2 separate regions of the Homo sapiens genome follow, and region 1 is linked to region 2. A link is a loop called in an ENCODE intact Hi-C map of the cell type or tissue named here. Cell type or tissue: tibial artery. All regions are shown on one strand. Each heading gives the region's core, and the rest is flanking DNA. Links, peaks and the distances in the headings are about the cores only. Region 1 overlaps ERP44 (endoplasmic reticulum protein 44). Region 2 has its middle 58 kb from the start of TGFBR1.

Region 1 (2,929 bases), core at 214-2,713, 850 kb after region 2:
TCTCATTCCACTCCATCCCTGTCAAAGGAAAATTCTTTTTTCTAAACTCCAAGAGCATTTTATCAATGGAAAATTCTTTTTTCTAAACTCCAAGAGCATTTTATCAGTGCCCCTCATGTGGCACGGGGCATGACTTTGTGTTACGTTATCTGTACATATGAAATATTAAACTGAAAACCCCTTGAAGACAATCTTATTTCATTTCTCTTTTCCTCACAATCAACATATATCAATAAATAAACAAATGTTGCTAAATAGGTGGTAATTCATGCTGCTTAGGCTTCCAAGTTTACTATGTCCATACAAGCATATTCTTTACCAAACAAATGTTAAAAGATTAAGGAGAAGAATATCAAGACAACCAGATTTACAGGAAACAGATCCTTCCCCACAGATTACATGATTTAATGGTTGGTTAAATGGTTAAATGGTTGCTTACAACATAATAAATCTCAAGAATTATTAGATGTGCCAACAACCACGGGGAAGGGAGATGCCGTTTCACTGTTTAAGATTTTCCAGGTCTATACCTTTAAATCTGGTTTTAAAAACTACCCCTGCAAGAACTACCACAGCAGGCAAATAGTCATGACAAATTCTTAAATTTTCCTGGGCCTCTGAGGACTAAATGAGTGAATGCAAATTTTTTTAAAAATTGTAAGTAATCCAACTAAACATACCTGAGGCCTACAGAAGTAAGAAAACCAGGGACAGGCTGGGCACGGTGGCTCACACCTGTAATCCCAGCACTTTGGGAGTCTGAGGCGGGTGGATCACCTGAGGTCAGAGTTCGAGACCAGATTGACCAACATGGTGAAACCTTGTCTCTACTAAAATTACAAATATTAGTTGGGCGTGGTGGTGGGCGCCTGTAATCCCAGCTACTCAGGAGGCTGAGGCAGGAGAATCCCTTGAACCTGGGGGGCAGAGGTTACAGTGAGCCGAGATCGCACCATTGCACTCCAGCCTGAGCGACAAGAGCGAAACTCCATCTCAAAAAAAAAAAAAAAGAGAAAAGCAAAAAAAAGAAAGCCAGGACATTCATTTTTATAAACTGTTAGCAGAAAAAGTCTAATCCACCCTCTCTTTCAAAACCAAGTTTAAGATCAAAATGGAAAAGACTAACAATTCAAATATAAAGAAATATTTTTTAAATGTTTACTTCCTTAAAGTTTGATATAAAGGACTTCAAACGGTCTGCTTTACAATTGCTTGTACTTAACTATTCTATTAATAAATTCTAAGTTAAAAAAAAACATAAGTATGAATGTGCATTAAAAAGCAGAGGGAGCTTAAATCCCAATCTCTTCTAGGCTTCTGGTACTATAAAACTATGACACACCACTGACACCTTGTGGCCAAACACTCAAATTGTAGGAGCAGTATTTTGAATTCTGTGAAATGTCTTATCTACCTTAAAATGCTATTAATGATAGGAAAGAGATGGAGGCAAGACAAGATTATGCATGCTATGTCCAATCTATATATCCAGTATTAAAAAGAAAAGAAGAGAATATAAAATTGAGTGCAGTGCACATAGAAGGGTATTATTCAATGAAAAATGAGAATTATGTATATACTAGTGAAAATGTCTTACTTTGCCTTACAATGAAAAATGGTTTGAAAGCCACTATTTGGTCCAAACATTTGAACTCCTGTACCTGAGCATCCAGTGTGTCATGGGGGGTAATGACACATAATTAAAGATAGAAAGACACCCAATCTGAGCATATTTATTCAAACCATCTCAAAAAACTACATATAAAACAACTACAATGACTCAAGATGCATCTTAACAATATGAATTACTCAGAATCCAGGGAAATACTACTTTGAGAAGCAGGTTCAAAAATAACACTGAAAAAAGCAACAGAACATTACTGAATAAAAAAATACTCTGGTCACTAAGAATGGACTTAAAATGCCAAGCTGTCATATAGAAATAAAGGTTGAGTATCTCTTATTCAAAATGCTTGGGATCAGAAGTGTTTTGGATTTTGAAATATTTGCATTATTCTTACCGCTGCAGCATCCCTAATCTAAAACTCTGAAATGCTCCAAGAGTGTCATGTAGGTGCTCAAAAAATTTTGGATTTTGGAGCATTTCAGATTTTCAAATTAGAAATACTCCCCGAAATTCTAAAAAACTGGGGAAAAGGAAGTAGAACCAAAGAATCTCAGGAACAAAAGAAACTAGAAAATTTGGTAAAGCAACTTCTTCAAACCAAAAAAAAGAGACTTTCCAAGAAAAGGCTTGTGTTAGAATTTTCACTCAAAAGTCTTCTATAATTCAAAATTCCAAAATATTTTAAAATATGGCATTGCATTAAGATATGCAATGAATTTGCATATCTATTGCAATATCTATTGCATATCTAGTGCAATAGAGCCTGATAAGTTTATGATATTTAAGCTTGCAGGCTTAAAAATATATTAATCACATTTCATGAGAAGCCATTTTTAGAACCTTGATTTGAGAAATAGCTATTATAAACAAGTAGGATGTCCCAGTGGGGTATTCTGACATGTTAAACTGGATCCTGGCAGCACTAATCCTCTTTCTATGAAACACTCAGCAAAGAGCCAATGTAAGATGATTTAGGTTTGCAATGATCTGTCCAAGCAGACACACCCAGAGAATCTCATACAAACATTCATACATTTGATTTGAAATTGCTACAAGCTTAATAAGAATTAAATATTATTTTATGGTGGAAAAGGTATACCAAAAATGTACCATGCTGACATAAAAATACTAACTTATTTTTATGTACTAAAATGCAAAGGCAACGTTTAAATCAGGTAAAAAAAAGTCTTTTAAAGAGTTTTTAAATGCTGTTGGCATAGACTTCTGCTTCCAGAAAGATGAAGTAGACACTTTTCTCTATTTCTCCCAGGAAGTTCAGCTAAAAATCCTGGACATTATATA
Region 2 (2,929 bases), core at 338-2,837:
TTTTGGTTTTTTATGATCGTATAGTATTCCATGGTGTATATGTACCACATTTTCTTTATCCAATCCACCGTGGATGGGCACCTAGGTTGATTCCATGTCTTTGCTATTGTGAATAGTGCTGCAATAAACATGTGAGCATCTTTTTGATAGAACAATGTATTTTCCCTTGGGTATCTGAGTAATGGAACTGCTGGGTTGAATGGTAGTTCTGTTTTAAGCTCTTTGAGAAACCTCCAAACTGCTTTCCACAGTGGTGGAACTTTATATTTCCAGCAGCAGTGTGCAAGGATTCCCTTTTCTCTGCAGCCTCCCCACCATCTATTATTTTTTGACTTTTAATAAGAGCCATTCTGACTGGTGTGAGATGGTGTCTCATTGTCAACCTTTAAAAATGAACAAGAGTTTGGTTCATCAGATCGCATTGCCTATGTTTTTTGTTTGTTTATTTGTTTGTTTGTTTTTGAGACAGAGTTTCACTCTTTCACCCAGGCCAGAGTACAGTGGTGAGATCTCGGCTCACTGCAACTTCTGCCTTCCAGGTTAAAGTGATTCTCCTGCCTCAGCCTCCTGAGTAGCTGGGATTACAGGCGCCTGCCACCACGCCCGGCTAATTTTTGTATTTTTAGTAGAGATGGGGTTTCACCATGTTGGCCAGGCTGGTCTCGAACTCCTGACCTTGTGATCCGCCCGCCTCGGCCTCCTAAACTGCTGGGATTACAGGCGTGAGCCACCACGCCCGGCCACTGCCTACCTTTTTAAAGAATGTGTCCTAAGCATGGTTAAGTTTGATACAGACATTCGGTGCTTGCCAAATACAGGCTGAGTTTAGGATGGCTCACCAAATATATAGCTTGATTCCTCCTGGACTATCTCATGCCATGGCTATGTTTGAGTCATTCCAAAAGCCAGTCGAATGGGATCTGTGACTCTGGGTGGAAGGGGCCCTGCATAGTACTTAACATAGAGTGGGCATCAATAAGTATTTGGTTGAATACACGAGTGCATGCAGATAATCTAACTGTAATCTAACTTCCTCAGAAATGCTGATGTTCTTCTGTAACTTCCAGGATGGAGGGTCACAGTGCTTCTCTATTGACATATATTCAGTGAGCAGGGTGCCTTCACTGTTTTCACAGAACATTATCTTATTTTTGGAAAGTAACAATTAAAACATTCTTTCTAGCAGAGTGACATATGTTGGCCCATATCTCCTCCCCACTCGTCTGCCAGGGTCCCACACTCCCAGCCTTTGTCCTGTAGCACAGCAAGTAAGAAACTGAGACCAAGTCCCTTTGGGTAGGCTCTTTACTAGGCTGAACAGAGTCTGTTTCTTAAACTGTCACTCATACCTTCCCAAGCATCCCTCAGTATGCTCCTGATTCCTTACTTCTATGGCTAAGAATCCGTGTGCCTGGTGGAAGATAACCCAGATTTCAGGTCTGTGCAGATCTCAAAATATCTCAAAATCTGTTTAAAAATCACAATTTAAAAAAAACTCAACTTAGCCTGTTCTCCAATAAATCCTCAATAGGTGGCAGTGTTGATCTTTCTTTGGTCTCTGGTCTGCGGGAGTGTTTTGGTTTGTTTGTTTTGTTTTCATATTAGAAAAGAGTTGAGGTTTCTACCTAGTTTTAGATTGAGTTCTACTAAATGTAGTTCTCAATCAGACTATTTTTCTTGAGGCCATACCAAAATCAATGACTGTTTTTCTTGAGGCCTTACCAAAAGCAATATCTCCTACGCCAGCTAAAAATGTGGTAAATCTTCAAGCTAGTATTCTATTATTTAACATTTTTAATTATAACAATTATTCATGGTTGTAAAGTTTCAAAAGCTACAGAAGTGTAGAAAGTAAAAAGTGAATGAAAGTTTTCCAGGTGTTTTGCTATGCACATAAAAATGCATATAGTTATAAAACATATAGATATATAACATTTATATATATAAATAGAGAACAATATGGATAATATGACTCTATATAAAAATGTTATATATCTGTATGTTTATATATAAATGTTATACATCTGTCATGTTTATATATGTAAATGTTATATATCTGTATGTTTATATATAACTGTTATTTATCTGTATGCTCATATATATGGCACATATATATATGAGGTCATATTAACCATGTTAGTCTGCAGCTTACATTTGCTTCTTTACATAGTGTTTGTTCTTCCACGTCAATATATATGATCACCATTCTTCCCACTTTCATGGCTTATAACAAAACTTTTACATTCTTTTTTTTCTTTTCCTTTTTTGAGACAGGGTCTCACTCTGTTGCCAGGCTGGAGTGCAGTGGCACAATCTCGGCTCACTGCACCCTCCGCCTCCCAGGCTCAAGCAATTCTCCTGCCTCAGCCTCCCGAGTAGCTGATTACAGGAGCCCACCACCACGCCGGGCTAATTTTTGTATTTTTAGTAGAGACAGGGTTTCACCATGTTGGCCAGGCTGGTCTTGAACTCCTGACCTCAAATGATCCACCCATCTCGGCCTCCCATAACATTTACATTCTGTTCTGGAACTACAGCCAAGTCTTCTAGGCTTGAATACTTAAACCAAATAAAAATAGCATTTACCATATTGTGGTTATACAAATATTAATCACTGCAGAAAAAAGTGTGATAAAATCTATAGAGAAAGAAAGAATATTCCATGTATTTAATACCAGCCACACAGCTGTCAACATTCAAATCTTGGTCTTTTAATGTAGTTTTTACTTTCCTCACTTTTATTCAGGTATCATTGTTTTTTATTTGCTTCAGTCTCATTTTTTTGAAATCTCATTCTTTCATTCCCTTTGTTTTGCACAAGTACTTCCGTGAGTAATTTTTACATTCGAGTGCACACGTGATAAACTTTCCTTGCATTGCTGGAGTATAATTTCAGCTCAAATTCATATTCCATTGGAGTTTTTTTTCT

What was found. Peaks named below come from ENCODE experiments on the same cell type or tissue, not always from the same donor. Only the 100,000 strongest peaks of a DNase experiment are listed, where the experiment ranks them.
Region 1: it touches region 2 in a loop (4-fold over the local background); 12 of 110 quality-filtered maps call a loop at or near these places.

Annotation. Positions count from the first base shown.
Region 1 is chr9:100,009,907-100,012,835 of GRCh38, forward strand. All of the region lies in intron 8 of ERP44 (endoplasmic reticulum protein 44), which reads right to left. Among named protein-coding and RNA genes, the nearest start is that of ERP44, 88 kb to the right of the region's middle. In tibial artery, for the core only: a CTCF peak has its summit at 1,362 (motif pointing left); no DNase peak of the experiment used is centred there.
Region 2 is chr9:99,161,455-99,164,383 of GRCh38, forward strand. No RefSeq gene overlaps it. Among named protein-coding and RNA genes, the nearest start is that of TGFBR1, 58 kb to the left of the region's middle. In tibial artery, for the core only: a CTCF peak has its summit at 1,530; no DNase peak of the experiment used is centred there; H3K27ac peaks cover 1,912 bases.